Linked DNA regions of Homo sapiens: region 1 is linked to region 2. The links are chromatin loops, found by intact Hi-C in ENCODE. Cell type or tissue: GM12878. All regions are shown on one strand. Links, peaks and the distances in the headings refer to the core of each region. The heading gives the core; the rest is flanking DNA. Region 1 overlaps SLC44A3-AS1 (SLC44A3 antisense RNA 1). Region 2 overlaps SLC44A3-AS1 (SLC44A3 antisense RNA 1).

Evidence for each region. A loop is a pair of places that touch in the nucleus more often than their neighbours do. Peaks named below come from ENCODE experiments on the same cell type or tissue, not always from the same donor. Only the 100,000 strongest peaks of a DNase experiment are listed, where the experiment ranks them.
Region 1: it touches region 2 in a loop (5-fold over the local background); 3 of 110 quality-filtered maps call a loop at or near these places.

Annotation. Positions count from the first base shown.
Region 1 is chr1:94,662,556-94,675,051 of GRCh38, forward strand. The region is part of intron 3 of SLC44A3-AS1 (SLC44A3 antisense RNA 1); the gene reads right to left. It also overlaps the pseudogene PGBD4P7. Among named protein-coding and RNA genes, the nearest start is that of MIR378G, 77 kb to the right of the region's middle. RefSeq lists an enhancer at 5,624-6,381. In GM12878, for the core only: no CTCF peak of the experiment used is centred there; no DNase peak of the experiment used is centred there.
Region 2 is chr1:94,715,513-94,728,008 of GRCh38, forward strand. All of the region lies in intron 2 of SLC44A3-AS1 (SLC44A3 antisense RNA 1), which reads right to left. Among named protein-coding and RNA genes, the nearest start is that of MIR378G, 24 kb to the right of the region's middle. RefSeq lists enhancers at 4,901-5,190, 7,741-8,242. In GM12878, for the core only: no CTCF peak of the experiment used is centred there; DNase peaks (open chromatin) are centred at 5,069 and 5,889; H3K4me3 peaks cover 392 bases.

The DNA.
Region 1 (12,496 bases), core at 1,583-9,582, 53 kb before region 2:
TAAATTGGCTTTGCTGTAACCTTTTTCATAAGGAGTCTAAGATTAGACCTTCTTAAAAGCCTTGAGCCCAGCCTGCAGATACCTGTGTGAATTGGGTGAATTTCTCTCTTTTTAAGGTGCCAAGAAAACTTGGGGTTCCTAGGCCTGCCAGAAAGTGACATTCTTCACTTAACACAGGTCAGGACCCTGTAAAGAACAATGTATAAAGCCAGTTTTTCAAGGGGCTTTTATCAGCTCTGTAGGTCAGCCTCCCTTTCTCAAGGCAATCTGAAAATGCCATTTCAGTCAAGGCCTTGGTAAAACAACCAGTGTCTCCAATTATGCCCTCTTATAAAAGAAAACAGATCCTTATTGAACTTATGCAAATAATTATTTTGTCATAAATTAAGAATACTCAAAAAATAGTTTCCAAATTTTGGAGAAATTAGGTTGAGGGAAAGGATATGTTTTTAATTTTGCTCATAAGAGCATACTTTACTCAGTTGTTAAAAGCTGCAAATAGCTTAAAAGAAGAGAAAGTTTTCTTGACTTTGAAGAACAAAACAAAAAGAATCAGCAAATGTTTTAAACAAAAAGTCATAAAAGATTATTTCAATCTTCAGTTAGTTCAGTCCATTCAATTAACTCCTGTTCTGCTCGATATTGGATCAACAATCCTCATGAATACATCAGACCTCCCTGAGAGTCCTGGAAGTTTTTCTCTATTCCAATGGCACAATCTCTCAATTTACCAGAAACCTATATTTAAGAGTACTCCTCAGAGTTCTATAGCTGATTATAAACGGCCCTATAAAAGGATCAAAGTAGGCCAGGCGTGGTGGCTCACACCTGTAATCCCAGCACTTCGGGAGGCCGAGGCGGGTGGATCACCTGAGGTTGGGAGTTCGAGACCAGCCTGACCAATATGGAGAAACCCTGTCTCTACTAAAAATACAAAATTAGCCAGGCATGGTGGTGCATGCCTGTAATCCCAGCTACTCGGGAGGCTGAGGCAGGAGAAGCACTTGAACCCGGGAGGCGGAGGTTGCGGTGAGCCGAGATCGTGCCATTGCACTCCAGCCTGGGCAACAAGAGTGAACTCCGTCTCGGGAAAAAAAAAAAAAAAAAAAAAGGATCAAAGTAAATCACAGATGACAAAGATCTTAGACCAGTCATGGTTAAAGACACAATTGACAAAAAAATTGTTTACTTCTGTGGCATACAAAGTTTTACATAATCGTCATAATTACTACTACTGATAACATATACTAAGACATATCAGAATCACAGGATTCTCATATAATTTTGGAACAAACACTAATAGCACATTTATGTAAATATTATCCAAAGAAGATTAAATACCATTTTGTATTTGACAATGCTTCCTTTATTATTTTATTGTACCAAATAAACCAAATACATTTCTTTTGGACTTCATGAGACCTAATATCAAAACATTAATGAGGTCAAAAGGACTGAATTTAGAATATGATTTTGGAAAGTTTGTCAAATATCTAAAGTTTAAAACACTTGATATCACAAAATAGGATCGCAGGTCATTATAAAGACAGTCATTCATTTAGCCAAAGTGATAACTCGAAGATTTCAAAAAAAGGCAAAAACCTTTATTCTTTGAGAGAGGAGACTTACTTCCCCAAACAATAAGCCCTGACAAAGACAGCATGAGGCCAATTAAATGTCTCACAAATCTTATAAACAAATCTATTAAATTTTAATCACTTGACTATAACATATAATTTCTATAAACTTTTTTATAATATTTTACAATTTTTTAAATTAAAGTGTTAGTTAATACTCCAAGAAAATCTTGTTAATCTGACACAGGGGCCCAGATGCTGGCCTTGCATCCATGTAACGTTGATATTAATGTTTAATTCATAGAGAAACTTTAAACTAATTTTATTTCTCAAAATCAGCCCTACAATCTCATGTGCCTGTCTCTTCTGTGGTAGTCCCAGGGCCTAGAAGGGTTAAATAGTTTTAATTTCTGGCTCTGTGTCTCATGAACAGTTTATTTTGATAGTCGTCTTCTCCTGGGTTGGCAAATAAGGCTTTAACTGCTGTCAGTGTTTAAGATTTAACAGGATCTGGAGTCCTCTCTAGATCCAAAAGTAAAAGCCCTGTAACTTAACAGCACAGGACTTCAAAAGCAACACAGAGAGTTACATGGATATAATAACCTTAATGTTTTTAAATCTTGGTTTTCCTAGGACTTGCATTAGTTAGACATAGGAAGAGTAGGTCCTGGGTCATAAGTGAAAGTTTTCAATTTCATAGAAGAATTTAAAGCCAAGAGCACAGAATGTTATATTGGAAGAAAATATTTCCTTTAGACCATTTAGATAAAACATTTTTAGTATCAGGACACAATGGAAGTTAGAACCTGAGGAAAAAAATTACAAGAGCTGACGAAAAAGTTGAAGGAGAACATTATTGTCTCAGGCCTTCTCAAAGGGAAGAGAAAACTGAAAATAATGACATGCAATAAAAGTTGAACTTTTGGGTTAAAAAAGTTAAAAGCTCTTATAATTTTATTAAGATTAAATCAATACCTTCAGATAAATTTGTTGTTCCAACCAACTCTTTAATTTGTTAGTGTATTGTTAAATACCAAAGAATATTATAATTTCCTTTTAATTATAGCCAATTTGATCACATAAAGTTCTTTTTAATAAATTCTCTTTTCACAACCCTTATTCCAACTTGCACAAACATTTATGACATGCTTAGATGTCCTGTCTTATCCTAAATATCACTCTTTCTTAAATAACCAGTTATTTTATTTTAGGTCAAAAAATTTACCATACAAGATCCTTTCTCATATAAAATGATTTTCCTTTTAATCTTTCTTACCCCAAATACCTCTTTATATGTATAACTTTCTTTACATCTCTCTTATTTACTGGTTCCCTTTAGCTTGTTTTATAAACAACCTTTAAATAACTTTTGAGTTAGACAAAAATTGTTTCCTTTTAATAAGAACACATTGTTTTTTAGAAAAATGATTTTCTATAATTTTTATTTAAAAAATTGGAAATGACCCAGGTATTTAATTAATATATATTATTTAATTTAACTTTAGGTTCTAAATTATATGACAAGTTTATTTACAAGCATTTATTCTATTACATTTGCCTATTTAATTTGTTTAAATAGTTGATCTAGATTACATATGAAAACTGTGATGGTCATCATTTAGAGTTATTTCCCTGTTAACAATTTTTATAGGCTGTGAATTTCAGGTGTTTACTTAAGTAAGAATATTAAGGTTAAATAAATGTTTTGGGTTTTTTTTGGTCAATAACTCAGGATTTAGCTATTTTCATTAAACCAACAATATTAAATGCTTTATTTATCGAAAAGTTACACAAATATAATTCTCTTTTGGGCTACATTTATAGCTTTACAACCCTCATGCCAAATCTTGACACCTTATAGTATTTAAGAGAAAAAAATATAAAATTGCTTGACCAATAAATCTAAACAATAATGTATGTTGGCGATTCTGAACACATTTCTAATTTTATTTTACCAATAATTTTAAAGCCAGTTTATTTATTAAAACTCTACTTAAGTCACATTAACTTGAAAAGCAACTGGGCTTATTTACTGAATTTGTGAGTTCTCCTTTATTTTTAAGCCAGTTTGGTACCTTGTGGCCATAAACATAACAATACACATGTAGGTATACATAAACACACCTAAGCCCACACACACTCATACAAATAAAGATCCTATAGCTTTTACTTCAGAACTCTAGCCATGAGATACCAATACAAACTTAACCAGTTTACCAAAAAACAGTTGGATGCGAACATGGTTTTTCTCTCAACATCAGTAGAAAGGTCCTCTGAACTAGAAAAAAATTTACATTTTCTTAAGCAAAAACCACATCCTCATGTTTTTATAAACTTCCCCAAAAACACATCATACTATCCTACTAATCTAACTTTTAGTAACTCTAATTCCCAGTAAAAAACCTAGGATTACTTAATTTAACTTAACATGCCTTTAAGATTTTAAATTATTGGAGAGGATTTTGAGACAAAATTTACCAAATTAATCTTACCAAAGATTACTAAAGTCATGTGAACTGAAAAGCCTCTGAGCTAGCTTCTATTAAGTTGATGAACACTGACTTTTCTTTAAGCCAATTAATTAGAGCTCTTTCACATAATTGATAGTGAAATATTATTTCCACATGAGACATAGGAACATATAGACATAATAGACACCCAGACAGAGGCAGATCTTACAGATTTAAAAGTTCTCATTTGCCTGTTTTCAAAACTTTTCTCTATTTTAGACTGTTAATCTCATGATTATCTGTTCCATGTCCTGAACAATTGTTAATGAGGCAACTGTAAATTTGCATCCCAAAGACATGACTTAGGTGAAACAGTGTAGAAAATGTACATCTCAAAGGCACACGCTTAGATCTAAACAAAGGCAATGTCTTTTATGTGAACTTCAAGCCATTGTAGGGACCCAGAAGCTCTTACTAAGTGGAGATTTCCTGTAAAGATGTAAATTTCCTTTGCAAAGAATTTTATTAAAGTGACTCAGTTTGATAGGTGTTATTTTCAATTTAGCTTGATTAGATTACTAGCTTTATGGTAGATCCCTTTAAGGAATAGGGCCAAGAAAGCCTGTACAATTTTCTTAATTTAAATGTACAAAGAAATAAGTAGCCCCCTGTAGTAATGACCATTTCCTATAAACTGTCCTTAGCCATCCCTAAGATTGTGGTTCTCTGCCACCACTACACACACCAAGGCCAAATTCTCTCACAGTACAAGGTAATCTCTGGTACCCCCACCAAAGACAAAGACATCAGGTAATGCAATACAAGAAAGCAGAGCTTTAGACCTGAGAAAAATCTGCCCGTGACTTTTGAAACTCCACAAAGAAAGCAGGACACCCCGAAAAAGGGTGAGTGGCACCTTTATTCTGAGTTCTTTAAAGGGTCTGATTAGAAGCCTTCTCTATGTTTTGTTTTGAATTTGCTTGGTACCAAAGATGGCAAAAGGGGAAGGAGGAATAGAATGGAAGAAAAGTAAACAAAAGAACAATCTTTTAAGAAAGGAAGTGAACAGAGAACCTGTTTGAGTAGGTAGTTAGGCAGACATAAGCAAGGCAGGGCAGTGCCCTACCCCTCAACCAGGACTGCCAGGAGACTGTCAAGTGATGGTCAGGCAGTTATTAAACTGTCTGTCCAAAACAATTGGTCAAAGCCAGCAGCAGGGAAAGGTGGTCTCCCAATAGATAGAAAACACCTGAAGCTGGTGATCAGCTGCTGTCAATAAGATCTCAGGAGCTGGGTGAGTGGAGTCAAGCATGCGCATGCTAAGAGGCAAAATGGCAGTTTAGCTGGGATATGACCTTCCTCTAGGAACACTCTACTGGTAAGAGAACAACGCCTCAAGTGAGCATGCGCAAAAATTCAGCAAACACACTGTGGCTGGGGCCCCTCCCAAGTTCTGGGAGGCCGCTGCACATGTGGACGTCCCATCCCAAAGGAAGAATCAGGGCAGAAGAGACACAAGAGCCCGGAAGCATGCCAACATAAAAAAACCCAAGTTTACATTTGGATCTCTCAAGTTGTCCTCTTGGCCCTCTTCCAAGCGTACTTTACTTCCTTTCATTCCTGCTCTAATACTTTTTAATAAACTTTCACTCTTGCTTTATAACTTGCCGTGGTCTCTCATTCTGCCTTATGCCCCTCAGACGAATTCTTTCCTCTGAGGAGGCAAGAATCAAGTTGCTGCATACTCATATAGATTTGCTGCTGCTAACGAAACCAAGCGTATGATTCTTTCTTCTTTTTTGCAGCTGTGAGGAGTTTTAGCCAATTCAAAAACATTGTTCACCATAACTTGAAATTCTCATTTGGATTTGACCAAATAAGGTAGAGTTGGTCGAATCCAATGTGAGAAAGACTAAAATAATAAGGAAACAACAAAACAACAACAACAACAACAAAACCAATGCGATTACTGAGCACTTTAGTGTTAAAAGGAAATTAAGATCAGCTGGTTGTCAATCTTAACTCTTAGTCATTAAGCAGGATTTTCAAGACAAAACTCCAATTCAGCTACTTACCTAGGAGTGGCGCCCAGGCTCAATACTCCTCTCTACCATTTTAGAAGCAGTAAAATACTCAAACTCACCTTCCCTGTTGGATACAAGCTGAAACTCCAGAAAGGAGTTGCCTGCCATCCATTGTCATGGAAACAGGAAAACTCGCCTTTTTTGTTGGAAGTGAGTAAAACTCCAGAAAAGGAGTTGTACTTCAAAATAAACCTTAGATCTCAACCAAATTTGGGGTGATCAGGGATTCTCCAGAGGGAGTTGCTCCCAGACCTCAGAAAATTGTCTTATCTTTGAGCAACAAAGATAACCTAGGCTGGAACCAAGTACTGGTAAGAGATTTGTCAAAGGTCAGGGGCACCTCCTCTCAGAGTCCCTTCCGTCAGCCGCCAATTTGTAAGCCAAAAAATATCTGAGACAGGTCTCAATCAATTTAGAAGTTTATTTTGTCAAGGTTAAGGACATGCCCAGAATAAATAAAGACAGAGCCACAGAAATAGTCTGTGGTCTGTGCCTTTCTCCAAAGGTGATTTTGAGGACATCAATATTTAAAGGGAAAAAGTGGACTGGAGGGGAAAGAGGAAGGGTATGGTAATCCCTATATTGCAAGAGAAAAGGAGCAGGTAGAGGAATAGTCAATTATGTATTCATCTTGTGCTCAGTAAATTGGCACTTTTCATAAGATAAAGTGAACATAGACTAACTGCCTGTGGAGATATTTAACCTCTTATCTGCAGCTATCTGCTCAGAAACAAAAAGAAAGGCAGCTTCTTGCATGACTCAGCTTTTAGCTTAATTTTTTTTCCTTTGGCATAGTGAATTGAGATCCTGAGTTTTTATTTTCCTTTCACACATATAATGGGGACAAATGTCTTGGAGAAATTTTGAAGATTCTTCTCTCGGAAGATTAGATTGATCATATATCCAAAGTATTCAGTACAGAGACTGGCCAGTAAACAACTGTTAAGTCCTTTCTATTCTTTTGTGTATTTCCTAGAGTGGGCAAAGAATGGAGGGGACAGGTGGTCCATTTCCCTTTTTCTAGGGTAGCTTAGCAAGACACTAGTCATAGCAATAACTCTGAACCACTCCGTTTCCTTTTCTTAGTGAAGGTTTAAATTTTGTTTGAATTTTACTAAAAGAAATGCCTTGTCAAGGATGACTTCCAGAACTAGGGTTGGCTGCTTTGATTAACATCTGCTCTGGAAAAAGCACCCACCTCAAGTTCAAAGTCATTCCCTGCTCTTTGGAGAAGATAAAGTAAGCACATGTCTTCTCTCACCAGCACAAGGAAAACTTCTCCAGGTAGAGGAAGGGTGAAGACCTCATCCTTCAATCTTTGCTTCTTGAACCACCTTCACAGATTTCACAGGGGCTAAAAAAGTCTATCTTCTCCCAGGTCAGCAAAGAAAAGCAGCATCCTTTCTCTTCTGTAGTCAACCTTCATTCAGGCTTAATGGAGTGAAAAAAATTATAACCCTCTTCTCAGAGAGGACTGTCTTTGTTAAAGAAAAGACCCTGATAAACATCTGGGGTTAGAAGGTGAGACCCTGAATCATGACTTAGCTGAAGACAAGCTCATTAGAAGATAATTAAACTTTTCTGAATTAGAATTCAATGGAACTTGAACAGAAAAGATTTATTGGGAGGGTGATGGAGAAAGAAGAAAGATGGCAAGCCACGTGGTTGAGAGGCCAAAAAACTGCTAAGAACAAGGAGGTCTGCTTCAGATTCCAAAGTCATTTGCTCTGTTCTGATGTAACTATCTCCACAGCTTCCTAACCCCTTCAGGACAGTCTGCTTTACAGGCATTCACATTGAGTACGAGTGGCTTTTTTAGTGGAAGTCAAGTGTATAGGCCAAGTCCCACATGTGGGTCACTTTGATGTAAAACAAAGACAACATCTACAGACTGAAGAGCTGAGTCAGAAACTGAACTAATTCAGTGGAAGCAGGAACTCAAAAGCCAAGGCTGACAACAAGCAAGTCTTTTTAGAATTTGTGGATATTGTAGGGGTGATTTTTCTTGTCCACAGGTCTTTGAATTGGTATTTGAGCCCATCTTTATGCATCTTATAGGACAAGGTAGGATTCTCTGGGTGCCATGTATGTGGCATATCCTAGACAAACTCAGCTAGTTCATCCTAGCATCTTTGGGATCTGCCTTGCCTCAGGAGTATCTGCTCCTAAGGCAGTGAGGCTCTCTACTGTGTAAGTGTGAAAATAACCATTATCTTGTTATAGAACCAAACTGGGGTCCATTGGCTCAGCACAGTAAGACCAGATACCCACACCAAGGTTCATAGCAGGAAAAAGGAAGGTATTTATTTGCAGGGTGCCAGGCAAGGAGGATCGAGCAGCTAATGCTTAAGTCCCAGCCTTCCCCATATGGCTTGTAGGTAAAGATTTTTAAAGGCAGGCATAAATTTCAGGAAAGCAGAAGTTACAGACAAAACCACAAATCAATACTGATTTAGCTAAGTCTCTGAACACCCGCATATTGATTTTGGCCGAAAAGGGTGGGATATGTTGAAGCAGGGGGCTCACAGGTCATAGTTAGATTCAAAGATTTTCTGTAATTGGTTAAAGAAGAGAAGTTTTGTTTAAAAATTTGGGGTCAGTGCAAAAGAATGTTACTCTGGTTGGTTATGACTTCCTCCAGGCCTCTCAGAAAGAAATTTAGAACAAAGAACAGTGCTGAGTTCAGTCCCCAATTCCCCCTTATCTGAGGTCTACATGCAAGAAGATCCATGTGGTGGGGGGTCCCAGTTTCTGAGAAGCAACTCAGAGACATGGTAAGATGTTATCTTTAGTTTTTGTAGGGGAACGAAACATTCTGTGATTCTAGCTTCCCTGGCTATTGTTTTAAGCTACTGTTACCTTCTTGCTTTTCAAGTTGCTTATTTACTTCTCAGAACTAGCTAGGTGCCTAGAATTTCCCTTGAAGGAACTCAGGATCTTCCTTTCTTTCCATGTTTGGGGTTGGGGCTAGGGAAGAGGTCCTTAAGAGGAATTCTCTAATCCATCTCAATCTTCTCCCATAGCCTGTCTCTCTCCCAGTTCAGAGTTTTAGGACCAGAAGGAGGAATTCTTCTCCAATTTCTCTTTCCTTCTTTCTGGGTCTCCAATCTTCCTCAGACTTTATGCCACCACTAGAGATGAAGGTAGCTCACCCCAGGTGGTGGTTCTCACTGCTGTCCGCAGTGGGTGTTCAGAGACTTAGCTTCCACCTTCAAGATATACAGAAAGAGTCCCACAGATGTTTAATGGCAGATCCCACTGAGGTAGCCCCAGGGCCTTTGCTGCCCATCTTTGGTGGGACCCACTCACCTCCACCTGTTCTGTTCATGCTTCCCAGACCCTCTCCCAGGGTTGGTGAGATCCTCCTGTTAACCACAGCATTCTCCCTTACCAGTTGGCCAAAAGAAGTGTGTGGGACGTCTATTGGGCGGTCACCACTCTCCCCTGCCAGGGACAGTATCTTCTGGCTTCTGCATATCAGATCATATCTCCAATCAGATGCCTGATTCCTGACTAGGGCCTTTATTTCTTCCAGACATTCCAGTGGGTTGGCAGAAGTCACCATGTTGCCTGTAGGAACTTCAGTCTTAGGCCCAGCCTTTGTCTTTTCTGTGGCCACTCCTGACCTCCCTTTATCAGTTGCTTTCTTGGAGGAATATTTAATAGAGAAGAGCCAGGGACCCCCAGGCTCAGGGGCTCCATCTGCCTTGTCTCTCAGAGCCTCAGCTACCTCTCTTGGCTGCCAGTTTGGCCTCTTGTCAGTATCCTACAGAATTTCTGCCTCCAAGGTCTTCTGACCTCCCCTGCTCTGTTTTTCTGAGGTGTCCCCCAACCCCTGGCTTTCCTTATCAGGGCCTTTTGTTTTTTGGCTACACTATTGGTTTGAGCCATTGCTGGACTTACGGGAACAGGAAGACAACAGGCGAGAAAGCCCTAGGTTTTAACTTCCCCCAGCAATGTATTCCTTCCATGCCCAGCCACTGGGCATTTGTAAAGTACCCAGAGCCTGGTCATGGCCGCGAACGCATCTTTCTGTCCTATATCCCATTTAGAAAAAAAAAATCTGCAGCTAGCTCACTGCCAGCGCTCATTTAATTTTACATAAACACGTTCCTTGAAGCTAAAGCAAATCTGACTGATTTTTCAATGTGAAAACAAAATATAAAAACTGTTCTTGGAGTTATTTCTAAACAGAACTTGTCTCTAATCCTAATATAACAGAAACGTATATGATGATCAGTATTTAATTTTATTTTTCATGTGGTAAATTTCAAAGCATGGGACAAAGGCAGAACATCCCATTCTGCACAAAAATATTGCGTTTCTCTCAGGACCTTCTTGCCATCTTTATCACTGTGTGCTCAGCAAACTTTGCAGCGACCAGTTGGATTCCATTTCCCTGATGTTGGTGGTATGCTCTTGGGGAAATGTCTTCCAGACAGGGAAGAAGCGTGACATCATCAGAGCACGGATGACCTTGAAGACTTTGCTGCCCTGGCCTGTGATGCTTTTCCAGCATTCTTTCACTCAGCGTCAGTCTGAAGTTTATATGGCTCATCGTGTGCTCAGGATTGTCCTTCCAGAACAGGATGTAGGAGCTTAGCACTGCAATGTTTAGAGGGTGACAAAAGAATTTCTTAGACCAGCTGGGCAGATGGCTTATGCCTGTAATCCCAGCACTTTGGGAGGCCTAGGTGGGTGGATCACCTGAGGTCAGGAGATCGAGACCAGCCTGACCAACATGGTAAAACCTGTCTCTACTGAAAACACAAAAATTGGCTGGGTGTGGTGGCGCACACCTGTGGTCCCAGCTATTCGGGAGGCTGAGGCAGGAGAATTGCTTGAACCCGGGAGGCAGAGGTTGCAGTGAGCCGAGATTGCACCACTGCACTCCAGCCTGGGCGACAGAGCGAGACTCCATCTCAAAAATAAAAAAGTATACATATAATTAAGGCCAGGCATCATGGCTTACACCTGTAATCCCAGCACTTTGGGAGGCCAAGGCAGGTGGATCACCTGAGGTCAGGAGTTAGAGACCAGCCTGACGAATGTGGAGAAACCACATCTCTACTAAAAATACAAAAATTAGCTGGGCATGGTGGCACATGCCTGTAATTCCAGCTACCCAGGAGGCTGAGGCAGCAGAACCACTTAAACCCAGGAGGTGGAGGTTGCGATGAGCCAAGATCGCGCCATTGCACTCCCGCCTGGGCGACAAAGTGAGACCCCATCTCAAAATAAGTAAATAAATAAACAAAAAAGAATTTCTTAGACGAAACCTTGTGCCTTTTGTGCTCAGTTGGATAGGAAGTGAGCATCTGATCAGCCAGTCCACTGTTCCCACATTCTCGTGATAATCCAAAATGACACATGGCTTCTTAGTCTTCTTTCCATTTCTGTTGTTTACTTCAATCACAGTATCATTGTGGAATGTTGACAACATTGTCACCTCCTTCTTGTCACACCATTTCAGTGCCATAAGCTCACCACAGAATTAACATTATGCATAGGAATGCTACATTTTCTAGGATTTGACATTTTCCGTGATCAAGAATGACTATATTTTATAAACGGAAACACCACTACTAAAAACAGAATGCTATAAATGGAATGATGTATTTTTTTCCAAAGTCAATATACCACAGCGATGCAAAAATAATAATAAAAGCGAAATATTCTGTGGCAAACTTTGGTGGTAAGATTAGGACTGTAATCTGTGAGTTATCTTGGGGTAAACTCTGCAGCAGCAAGTGTTCCGGGGCAAATGGGAAATGGGTTAAGAAACCCCTTTCCCGCTGCCTCTTTAGATTACATAATTCACTCTGGTTCTCCAGACGTTCTACTTTTAATAACACAAGCTAAAATTTATTGAGCACATCATATGTGCTAGGCACTGTGCTAAGCACTTAGCTTTCATTGAATCATCTAATTCCTACCACGACCCTGTAAAGCAGGAACTATTATTCCTTCACCTCAGAACTGAGGTGCTGAGAAGTTAGGTAACTTTCCTGCATAGCTAGAAAGTGATGGACTAATGATGAAGCCTGTGTTTTTTATCTCTATGCTCTACTGCATCTTACTGAGCCTTATTATGTCTGTCAGCCATTTCCTTTACCAAAGAGAACACCCTACTTCCTGCCCACCCAGTGAGTAGATAAGTATGTTTGACCAGCTGTCCTTAGCTTGGCACATGTAATGGGTATCAAGTAGTGTTTGGGGGATGGATGGAGAGGTAGATGAGTAGGGGGATAGGTAGGGGGGATGGGTGGGTAGATAATGGGCAGACAGTTGGATGAATAAGTGAATGTATGGGTGGATGAATGGATGATGGGTTGATAGATGAGTGGATGAATAGATACATGAGTGAGTGGATCATAGATGAATA
Region 2 (12,496 bases), core at 1,854-9,853:
TGGCATGTCTGGGCTCTGCACCTGTGGGCAAAGCAGTGTAGTAACCAGATGGCAGTCTTCCAAAGAGAGTCACGGGTATGGGGCTGTTTGAAGCAAAAGCACCAAAAAGCACTGGCGGAGTTCACAGAAACAGCAAAAATAGATCCAAAGGCCTCTGAGGGAGCAGGAACTGAGCCCACCCAAGACCACCCCTTGCATCACTCAGACCAGCTCACATCTTCCATTCTGTGAACTTCATTCCGCCACTGCGCCTTCAAGAGGGTGGACACTCACAGTTTCTGGGGGAAAACTTAACAAGATAAGAGTTAGTGAGACAAGATACATCTCTTCTCACACAAGTTTATGTAAACCATTCACACAAGTTTCTACAAAAGAATATTAATTGTGCCAGACACAGTGGCTCATGCCTGTAATTCCAGCACTTTGGGAGGCCGAGGAAGGCCGATCACCTTAGGTCAGGAGTTCGAGACCAGCCTAGCCAACGTAGTGAAACTCTGTCGCTACTAAAAATACAAAAATTAGCTGGGCGTGGTGGCACGCCCCTGTAATCCCAGCTACTCAGGAGGCTGAGGTGGGAGAATCGCTTGAATCTGGGAGGTGGAGGTTGCAGTGAGCCAAGATCACACCACTGCACTTCAGCCTGGGTGGCAGAGTGAGACTCCATTTCAAAAAAAAAAGAATATAAAGAATATTAATTGCAACATTAATAATAGCTAAAATGCAAATAAGTCAAACTTATTTGATCTCTAGGGATCAAACTTAGATCTCTAGGGATTTGCTTTTTTCTTTTAACAATTGCATAATATTCTATGGTATGGCTGCATACCATGATTTATTCAACTAAGCCACTGATTTATTATTATTCATTTAACCAAGCCACTACTGATGAAAGTTTGACTTACTTGCATTTGAGCTATTATTAACAATGTTGCAATTAATATTCTTTTACATAAATTTGTGTGAGTGGTTAACATAAACCTTTGCAGTGGTCCCTTGGCTGTGGCTGATATTCATCATCTCCCTGCTCTGCCACTCTTTCTAGAATCCCTCCACTCCCAGCAAGTACTTCTGGCGGTGTAGGTGGCTTGCTTGATGAGGTGATGCAGACTTTTAGCCCTAAAGGGTTTATCTCCCACACTCTAAAAAACATGAATCCTAACAGGTATCCAGAGTTGTCGCCCCTTCCATCTTAACAGGTTCAGTCAACATAAAGTCACCAATATGGTGGACAAAGTACACTGTACTTTCAGTTTCCTAAGAAAGGAAAAAGATGAAATTCCATTAGCCATAGTCAAATGAGCACGCCATCAATACCAAGAAAAACTGTAAACTCGTATTAATTAACCTGTTGTGATTTGGTTAAAAAGAAACCATTAACCAACAGGAGCCAGAGAGGGTTCTCTAAGAACAAGTCAGGCCTAGGGCACATTGAGGATGAGCAAAAGAGAAATTGTAAATCAGTTTATTTTGGTCTTGGTAACAAGTGAAAAAGAATGGTTGAGAGAAATGTAGGTGGAAGAGATAAAAAGGAATGGATAAAGTGTCTATTATTTGTAGATTCCTTTTATACAAACAATTCTTTTCCACTGATAGTTGAAAACTGAGCGTAGTTTTTTCCTGTCTGCTGGGTGGAAATAGATTGTGAAATGTTGTCTTGTGGTTTCTAAAGAGTAAGTAGAAAACTGCATTAAAAATGCAGCACTAATCCATGCGATGTGAGACCTGCCATCAGGAGCTAAACCACCAAGCCAAGGTCCCTCAGAAATTACCTGTGTGGCAGCCAGTTTCTCACATGCTAGCAGAGGAAAGTCTCTCAAATTGCCCTTTAATAAGCAAGAAGAAAAACTGTCTCCCAGATTGGCAGTATTTATTGTTTTTGCTATTACTATAAATATAATATCTGCTTGTAAAATCTCCAAAATATGAAGTAGAATGTGGAAGTCCCTAATAAGTCTAACTTGATCCAGTGACAATATGGTGATAAAACTGTTAGTGGTCTGATATATATATATACATTTTTTCACCTCTTTTGTAGAATAAAAGAATGAAAGGAAGGATGGATGAGCAGATGGATAAAATGCTTTACAATCTGCCTCTTTCACTTAATATATTGCGGACATCTTTCCTTGTAAAAACATAAATCTCTTGGGATTTGCTTTTTTTTCTTTTAACAATTGCATAATATTCCATCATATGGCTGCACCATGATTTTTTTTAACCAAACCAATACTGATGAAAGTTCAAATTATTTGCATTTTAACTATTTTGACAGTGTTGCAATTAATATATATATATATTTTGAGACAGACTTTCACTCTTGTTGTCCAGGCTGGGGTGCAATGGCGTGATCTCGGCTCACTGCAACCACCTCTGCCTCCCAAGTAGCTGGGATTACAGGCATCCACCACCATGCCCGGCTAATTTTGTTATTTTTCGTAGAGACAGCATTTCTCCATGTTGGTCAGGCTGGTCTCGAACTCCCGCCCTCAGGTGATCCGCCCGCCTTGGCCTCCCAAAGTGCTGGCATGAGCCACCGTGCCTGGCCTGCAATTAATATTCTTTTACATAAACGTGGTGTCTTTATCTGATTATTCCTGTAGGACAAATCTCTGCAAGTTCCAGGAATTGCTGGGTCAGAGATCAACCAAATTCTAAATTTGGAATTATTATTGCTTAATGGCCCTCAAAAGGGTCTACAAATTTACACTCTCACCAATGGTACATCAGAGTACCTGTTTCGCCACAACCTGCAGCTTTTATTGTTTACATGGGAGACAAGGAAGAATCCAATGTCTTTGGTCAATTTTTTCATAGGGAATTTGTCTTTTTCTTATTGGTTAATAAGAACAGATTGCTTATTAAGGACATTAATCCTTGGTAATATCAGGGAATATTTTCAGAACAAGCCATTTTAATGAAATAAATGCTCCTAATGGGAGAAAAGGTATAATATTGTGATGTAATAATTTCACATTCATATACAGAGAACCTCCTCAGCCCACCCTGTGCATAGCATGCATAGCAGATATGTGCTGCATAGAACACACATAGAAGATAGACAGATGAACCAAATTGATGATTGTTTAAAGAAAGAGATAAACTAATAAATAAATGCCATATAGTGCAAACTATTATAAGGGAGTTTCAGGCAAGGTTCAGTGCGGGACTAACAGGGGAACAGTCAGCTCTGGCCAGGAAGGGTGGGAAAGGCTCTGTATTTTTCCCTGGTGATCGTCTGTGGGTATCTTAGGTGGTTTGTCTTCTTGCTGATTTGTGAGAGGTTGTTCTGATGCACTAGAATGAGAAACAGCATGCTGAATTCTGTTGGGATGTTCTGAATTTGAGAATACGGTAGAGCGGGATGGTGGGAGGGATGGTAATTCCCATCAAACACCTTCACCTCTCCCATCCCCTGATCTTGTCAGATAATACACATCTCTAGAGGGGGAGTCCCATGAAACCCACGCATGGAGCCCAGTAGAGTGATAAGCAGGTGCAACCTGAAAATGAGGAGTGTAGGCTAAATCCCCAAAGCAATTGGCAGTCTTCGATGAGTTTTAAGTGGTGTTGGCGATGGGGGCTGCACTTCCTATTTGTGTCATAGAAGCCCTCTAGCTGCTTTGTGGAGGGGTTGTAGGAAAGCAACTCTGGAAGGCAGACCTATGTGAGGGCTGCTGGAGGACAAAGATGCTTGGGCCAGAACCAAGGTACCACACAGATTGGAAAGACATAGGGTGGGAACTGCTGACTGTTTGGACACCGGGGATGGTGAGCATGAGTGATGGTGCCATTCCCTGAGTTAGGAGGTGTAGAAGGAGAAGCAGGTTTGGGGAGTTTAGTGGAGAAGTAGGTACCTGTGGGGCTACTAGTGAAGATGCCCAGAGGGCAGCCACATACATGGATTCAGAACTTATAAGTCAGTTCTCAACTGGACCTTTGGAGGGAGAGTCAGCAGCCTGTTCCTGAACATTGAAACCTTGGAAATGGATGCTATTGCCCCTTGCAGGGTTAGGATGAGCAACAGGGCTGGCACAGAACCCTAGGGAACACCAACAGGGCAAGACAGAGGATGGAAGACCAAGACTACTGGGACAAACGCCAACTCTCTACAGGCTCTGAGATGCCACAAGAGTAAGGCAAAAACAACCTAAGACTCACTCTTTAGTTCATCTAGCAAACCCAAGCTGAAAATTTAAAATACACTCGAGATTTCAATGCTGGTTTAAACTGGCTAGAGTATGGAGTCCAGCAGTTCTTTTCCCTGGTATCATAGCTGCAAACCCATCCAAACTGTGCTCTGCTCCCAACCAGTTCTTTAGGATTGAAGGAATTCAGCTTCAGCATATGAGGCGTCTCTATCCCCTGATTCACAAAGTGACTTTTCCACAATCCCAACTAATTCTGTTTCCCTGAGCTGTGCTTCACCAATATACATCTTCTTCTTTCCCTGCAGCCCTGTGGAAAAAACGTTTCAACATAAGGAAGTGTATAATGTGGAGGAAAAAACCATCATGCCCTCTAAGGGTTCATGGTCTCATTGAAATGTGGCACATCCGCCAGCTTCCCAGGGCTCCCGGGCTGGGTGTTGGGGTGGACTGGGAGTCAGATGGTGATGATGTGCCCAAGTGCATCTGACTCTTGCCTAACAGAGGAGCAATTTTTAGCAAATGTTAAGGAGGATTTGCTCTCCCTTTAGGATGATCAATTTTTCCACTAGGCAAGACTCATTCAATTGCCTTTCCAGAACCCTTACACTCTAGTCTGAATCACACATTGGGAAATTAATAATTCACTATCTTGTGCCACCAGTCATGTCCTCAAGTGGATTCTAAATTCCTTGAGGAGCCAGAGGCCATGATGTTACTTCTCCTGGATCTCCCAAGTGCCCACAACTGGGCTACATCCATGGGAGACCCTTGATGAAGTGAAGTTGATCAGGGAATGCAGAGCACTCAGGCCCACATACCTCGGCCTTGGGGAGCATCTAGTGCAACCCCTTACAGATAGGGAAACTGAAAGCCACAGGGGTGCAGCAGCGTGTGCAGTCACACAGCCCATTGATGACAGAGCTGTTACACAAGGAAGTGAGGAGAAGCAGCAGGGTGACAGACCAAGAGTGTGGCCTTTGCCAGGCCTCCTTCACTTACTGGCCATGTGAGCGTGGGCTCCTTACCACACCTCCTCCACTTCCCCTGTTATAAAGCAGAAATCATACGTGAACTTCAGGCTGGGTGCAGTGGGTGGCCCATGCCTGTAATCCCAGCACCTTGGGAAGCCAAGGCAGGCAGATCGCTTGAGCCCAGGAGTTCAAGACCAGCGTGGGCAACACAGCAAAACCCCATCTCTCCAAAAAAATACAAAAATTAGCTGGGCGTGGTGGCATGCACCTGTAGTCCCAGCTACTCAGGAGGCTGAGGCAGGAGGACTATTGGAGCCCAGGGAGGTCAAGGCTGTAGAGGGCCGTGATCACACCACTGCACCCTAGCGGCAGAATGAGACCCTGTCTCAAAATAAAAGTGAACCTCAGCTGAGGGCATTATGAAGACCAAATGGGCAGACCCATAGAAAGCTCGTGGCACAAGGCCTAGAGTAGAATAAGTGTTCAATGAACATCAGCAAAAGGGAAATACATAACTCCAAAAGAAAAACACATAATTTCATTGAAGTGTTTGCCACCTCCAAGTATTTAGTATGAATTTATTAAATAACTTGACATTTTCAACTCAACTCTACTCATATAGAGAATGCAGCTGGGAGTCGGGCACTTTGAGTTTCCTAAGCGCAGGACTGTTCCTTTCCAAGCAAGAGGTCCACACGGCTCCGAACACTGTCTAGGCTGTACTCTAACATTATTGTCAGCACGATTGCCTGCAACAGTCAGGTCTAGCAGTCAGAGCTGGAAATACCCTGCTCAGATGAAGTAATGCAACCAGAGGGCAGAAGGGAGAAGTGGTCCCCACAGCACGGGGGAGGAAGCGGAGGGAGGGTTACAGGAAAAAGCTTTTCCTTTTCACAAACTGTCACTTTAACTAAAATGCAGTCTCATCTCAGCCTGTTGTAGATGCTTATTATACACTGTAAAATCATACTCACTGGAGGTGTATTCTAGCTCCCATCTTTCCTCCCAAAGCTATGCGATCTTGGGAGTTATGCAATTTTTCTGTGCTTAGTTTCATGGTTTGCCCTTCATTCTGCAAAATGGGGATAATAGTAACTTACGGTTAACCCCTGATTAATTACTGCATCAATTTAAAAAAACAATTCCTGTGAAAGATTTAGAACAGAGTGTCTAGCGTATAATAAGCATTCTATAAATATTAGTTGCTATTGTTTTTAAAATTGTCTATCCTATAGTTTTAATACAGCTGTAGAGTTATTATTTCAGGAGCAAAATCTTGATACCCTTTTCCACCTGGCTCAATTTAATCTGAATTCAATTAAAAATCAAAAGAGAATTGAATTTAGAGTTCTATTCATGAATACAAAAGGCTGGGAGGAAACACACCCCAAATGACACAGTGGATGTGGTAGAATAGGACTATGAACAGATTTTGTTCTTCCTTTTCACCTTCTGTATTTTCCATCAATTATTTGTATGATTAAAATCAATCATTTCAGACAAGAGGGACATCGTGAGCTGTGAGAAACATCTTCTATCTGTTGCTTTCTGTAGGCAGAGACAAAGGAAGGGGCTCCAGTTTGCCATTCTCTTAACCGAGAGGCTTCCTACCTCATCTAATGTGGAGATTCTACTGACCCGGGAAGCCTTCCCTCCTGTTACCTCAAGCCGGCCTCCTAGCCTTTTGCCTCCTCCCACCCACAGCCTGCCTGGTTGCAGGTTGGTGGGAAAGGAGGGGACAGGGGGCTGTACTCCCCAGAGGCCCTTCCACTCCTTGACTCAGGCCGGGTTCTGTCAGTTGCACTCTTCTGCTGAGATGTCCATCTTCTGTTTGTGCCACCTCTGCATCCTTGCCTCATTGCCCTGCCCACCATGACAGCCTTCTCTTTCCAGGACTTCAGCAACTGGTGCATCCTTCTTTCCCTTCCATAGTCATGGCTGCTTTCAACACACAGCTGTTGTCTGTCTGTTTGCTTATTTGATTGTTTTATAGTATGATTCCTTTAATAGAGTCCAAAAACTAGCAAACTAGACCATATTTATTGTGAGATGTATATGTAGGTGGCTTACTATAAAGAGCAGCAATTGTATCTATGGCACTGTTCATAGCACTTCATATACATTTTCCATATTTAATCTTTTAAACAACCTTATCAGCTTGTATCTTCTCATTATCCTTATATCACAGATGAAGAAACAGCACAGAGGGATGAAGTAGTTTGCTCAAGGATATATAGCTGGTGAGTAGAGGAACCAAGATGTGAATCAATGTCTTCTGGCTACAGATTCTGTGTCCTTCACCACTGTACCATGTTGCTTTGTAAAAAGCAGCATGGAAATAATTGTCCCAAAAGTCAGAATAGTAGGTAGCTTTAGGGGAGGCAAAGGATTGAAATCAGCAAAATATGTGGGAGAGATTCTGGGATGCTGGAAGTGGTCCCCATCTTGACCTACGTGGTGTTTACATAGGAATTCACTTTATGATTATTTGTTGAACCACATGTGTCTCTTATGTAATATACAGACGCTCTTTGACTTATGTTGGGTTCATCCAGACATAGCTCATCATAAGTTGAGGAGCCAATGCACATGGCTTTAGCACCATTGCAAAGTTGAAAAAGGAAAATCGTATGTCAAACCATCCTAAGTTGGGGACTGTCGGTATATTGTTGATGGGGTTGTGGGGGTACTGAGCACTAAACTCTGGAAGGCAAGTGGCTACACTACAGGTTTGACTTCTCAGGTCTACCTCGACCTGTTCATTCCATAAAACACTGGAGGCCCCTGCTTCATGTTCAGGACACTGGCACCAGCAAAGTTTTTGAGAAGAAACAGCTTCTGGACACTAGAGCAGCTGAAGTGCCTGAGGGGCCAGTGCCATTGAAATAAGTGTCCAGGCCTTCCTTATCCTGGGGCCTGGAGCCAGGGTGGGGTGGGGAGCTTCTTCTAAACTTTCTGTCCTATGGCTGAGGCCCCTGGGAAGTCTTCCAGAAAAATCTTCCAGGAAGACCTGGGCAAGGCACAGCCCAGGGCAGCAAGGCCGTAGTCATGCTGGAGCCAGAGGAAAAGGGCAGGGCCTCGCGTCTTCCGTGCTTGCATCCTGCCTGACCTGGGACCTCCCAGAATGCTGACCTCCATCTCTGCGCCATCTGAGACCCGCACAGGTGCAGCAGTCCTTGGATCTCTGCCTCCACAGAGCCCTAGCTCACTCCTCACTAAAAGGTGGTGAGGAGCCTTTGTCCACTGCTGCCCAGAATGAGGCTCTAGCTTCTTCACAAAGGGGTTCACAAGTAGTGAGGCCTGGGACTCCGGAGTCCAACCCTAATCCAGTCTGAGGCAGGCAGGACCCTGTGACATTATGTTCTTCTCACCGCATCTTGCACCTTACAGGGGGCCCCACAGTGTTGCAGGAGCAATGACTTGTGGCTTTGGGGAGGTCTTTGCTCTACTTCTGGACTCCGGCACTGGAGGCCTGATTCATATGCTGATGATGACACCAGAATTCCCCTTCCACTCCCTAACCAGGCTTGAAAGTCCAGCTTGCTTCCCAGCTCCCCGTCATGGCCTCATCCCTGCAGAGTCGGCACAGTCCACACTTCTCGCTGCCCATTCTGCTTGCTCTCCCTGGGCCAGCTACCCTTCTTTCAGTGCTGCTCATTCCAAATTGGCAGCTCACACCAGCCCCCTCTCCTGACTGCCAGATACCCTTCCTCTTCCTCCTCCTCGTGCTAATACTCAGTGTCTTAGTTTGTTTCGTGTTGCTGTAACAGAATACCACAGACTGGGTAATTTATTCATTTTATTTTATTTTATTTTACTTTTTTTGAGACAGAGTCTCACTCTCATCCAGGCTGGAGTGCAGTGGCATGATCTCATCTCACTGCAGCCTCCACCTCCTGGGTTCAAGGGATCCTCCTGCCTCAGCCTCCCGAGTAGTTGGGACTACAAGCATGCACCACCATACCTGGCTAAATTTATAAATTAAAAAGTTTATTTCTTATAGTTCTGGAGGCTCGGAAGTCTAAGGTCGAGGGGCCCTTGTCTGGTGAGGGCCTTTTTGCTGCATCCTCCCATGATGAAAGAGGAAAGGGCAAGAGCACACAAGACCGGACTCACTTTTATAACACTTCCTCTCTTGCAATAACAAATGCATGAGATTTGTTATTGATGATGTGATTAATCATTTATGAGGACCCATTAATCTATCCATTAACAACATTAATTCATTCATTAATCACCTCTCAAAGGCCCCACCTCCCAACACTGTTGCACTGGGAATTACGTTTTCAACACGTGAACTTCGTAAGCATTTACTGAGTGAATGTAAGCATTTACTGAGGGCTTACAATGTAGCAGACCCAGCATCAAAGTCTACAATATCTTATTTAATCCCGGTTAAGCACACCTCATGGCACTTGTTAGGGGTTCCACATGTACTGAATAAATGAGTCTTCACAATAATCTTTTGTGGAAGTTACTATTAATCTCTCCATCTCATAGATGAGAAAATGAAGACTCGGAGATGTTAAATAATCGGCCCACAGTCACAATGATGAGTGGCAGAGCTGGGATGTATGTCAATAGCAGGTCTGTTTCTAGGATCTATGTGCTTACCCACTGATATGCTGTCATTCATCTGTTCATTTAACAAATATTAATCCAGTACCTACTATTAGACACAGGAGTTGCAACGGAAAATAAAACAGACAAAATCTTTGATGTATAGAGCTAACATTCTAGTGAGAGAGACAAACATTAAACATGATAAGTAACATGTATGATGAATAGTGGTGAGAGCTAATAAAAAGATAAAGAAGGGAAGGAAAGAGTAAGGGGTGTCATTTTAGATGAATGAACAGGGAGGCTTCACAAAGAGGGGATCGTTGGGTAAAGCCCTGAAGGGGGTGAGGGAGTCAACTTAATCTAAGCAAAGGGCTTTGGAGCTAGGGTACCAGGTGCCAAGGCTCTGCGGTAGGAGAGTTCCTGACAAGTTCTAGGAATTGTGAGGAGACCAATGCCTTTGGAGCAGAGGCACTGAGTCTCCCTCAGTAATGGGAACTCAAAGAGTAGGAGGAGCCAGGTTGCATAGGGCCTTAGGTCTCTGTACAGAGTGGCATGAACCCTGAGTGTGATGTGATTCATCGGAAGATTACAAGGGGAGGCATGACGTGCTGATGTGGCTTTTGACAAGATTCCTCAGGCTGCCACACTGAGAGACATGGCAAATGCATCAGCATGGAGACCAGCAATCTGAACAACTGCTATGGCAATTCTTCAGATAAGAGATTATGGTGGCTGGAGCTTGGGTAGTAGCCATAGAAATGGTAGGAAGTGGTTTATTTGAAATACGTTTTCAAGATGGAACCCATAGGCTTCTAGCCTCCTGGGCTCGGCTGCCTGTTGGACACCTGCATGTTCCCCTCACACCTCAGACTCATCATATCAGAAACTGAACTCATTACCTTTCCCCTAGAAATATTCATCCCTCCTGTACTTTAATCCCTGTTATTACCACTCCCAGCTAGACAGTGGCCCAAGCCAGAAACCTGGGCACCATCCTCGATCCGTCTCTGTCCACCTTCCATTCTGCTTTCTCCTTCTTCATCCCCAACTCCACTGCCTTTAATTCAGTCCCACATCCCTCTGGCCTGGACTCTCAACAGTTTCCCTCCTCTGGCCTGGTTCAGCAAACTCCACAAGGAACCAGGATGATCTTTACTGGAAGCAGACCACATCCATTTAAAACTCTTCTGAGACTCTCTGCTGCCTGCTAAAGAAGTCCAAATTCTCTGGCCCAGAGATGTTCAAAAGAAATACAATGCAAGCCACATACATAATTTAAAATTTTCTAGTAGTCACATTAAAAAAGTAAAACAAAATAAGGTAATTGTAATAACATACATGATTAACCCAATATATCCAAAATATTATCTTAACATGTAATTGTCAAAAGACAAAATAACAACAAATTTAGTTTAATGATCTTAGTTGGATTTTATTTGTGATTCTAGAATGAGGCAACATCTTATTTTATAAAACAGAATAAGTGTTCCAATGGGCTGAGCAGATTTTATAGACAGAAAAGGGCTGAAGAAAGCAGAAACAGAATGAAAAATCAGAGTGGTTGTTTCAAAGCTGCTTTCCTTGTAAAGGTAAAAGCAGAGGGCACTTTCCTCATCATGCTGGCTAAAACTGACTCTTTTGGGGATTAGGCTATTATCTGTCTCTCTCTTGATTTCTCAGAAGGTCAGATAAACAATTTACTTTTGGCTTGATAGGGTGGAACTTCAGCACGCATAACTCCACTTTGGTTTGGTCTGCTGGGCCTAGTGCTCCTGCTCAGTCCAAACCAATGACATCTATAAATTTTATTAACATAAGGAATATTAAAAAGCATTAATGATATAGTTTGCATTCCTTTTTTCATAGTAAGTCTTCAATCTCTGGTGTCTACTTTACCCTCACAGCACATTGCACTTTGGACCAGTCACATTTCAGTCACTGAGGAGCAATGTGTGGCTACACACGGGACAGTGCAGCTCCAGCCAATCAACCACAGCCTTGCCCTTGGTATTCTCTAGCTCCTCTCCAGCCTCATCCCCACCCCCGCCCATGGTCCCTCACCTGCTTGTTTCCTGGGCTGCAGCAGATCTTATCCACACACCAGGTTGTTCATGATTCTCCGCCCTTGCACATCAATTTAGAGGTGTGCTGGAGCACAATCAAGTAAATCTCTTCCCAGCTCCCCATTCAGTGATGCCATATAGCCTGAAGTCAGCCAAGCTGGAAGCATCTATACTACAGAAACTGCAAGCACTCTAACACAGGGTGGAACGGGTGGGCCCATTGTGAAACATTTGCCAGCATATCACTGCATGTAATGACCACCACCCTGCCCTGCCACCACCATGCTCTTCTGCCACCCCTCGTTCACTGGATAAACTTGGCCATCAGTGATCTGTGTATGTTTGCCGCCCTACTAGACTTTAACTTCAGAAAGCAGAGCCTAGATTTTTTTTATCCAGTGCTTGGCATGTAGTAGAGTTCTTTCCTCCTCCTATTTTTCATTATTTTTCTGAACACTCTATTATAATTACCATTGTATATAAAAGACCATCAAGAAAATATGTTTAAAATATAATATGAATCCTGTTTCCTCTACTTACTGGTGTCATGGCCTCAGGCAAGGTACTTAACTGTAATGAATATTTGTTTCCGTATAGGAAAAGAGGTTTAAAAACATATTCACTGCAAAGCTGCTGCAATGATTAAACCATCTAAATTGTTTAGTCCAGTAATGATTACATATCACAATCACTCAAAAATGTTTAGGTGTTATTACTAAGTGTTTAAGTATCTATTGCTTGTATAAAGTAG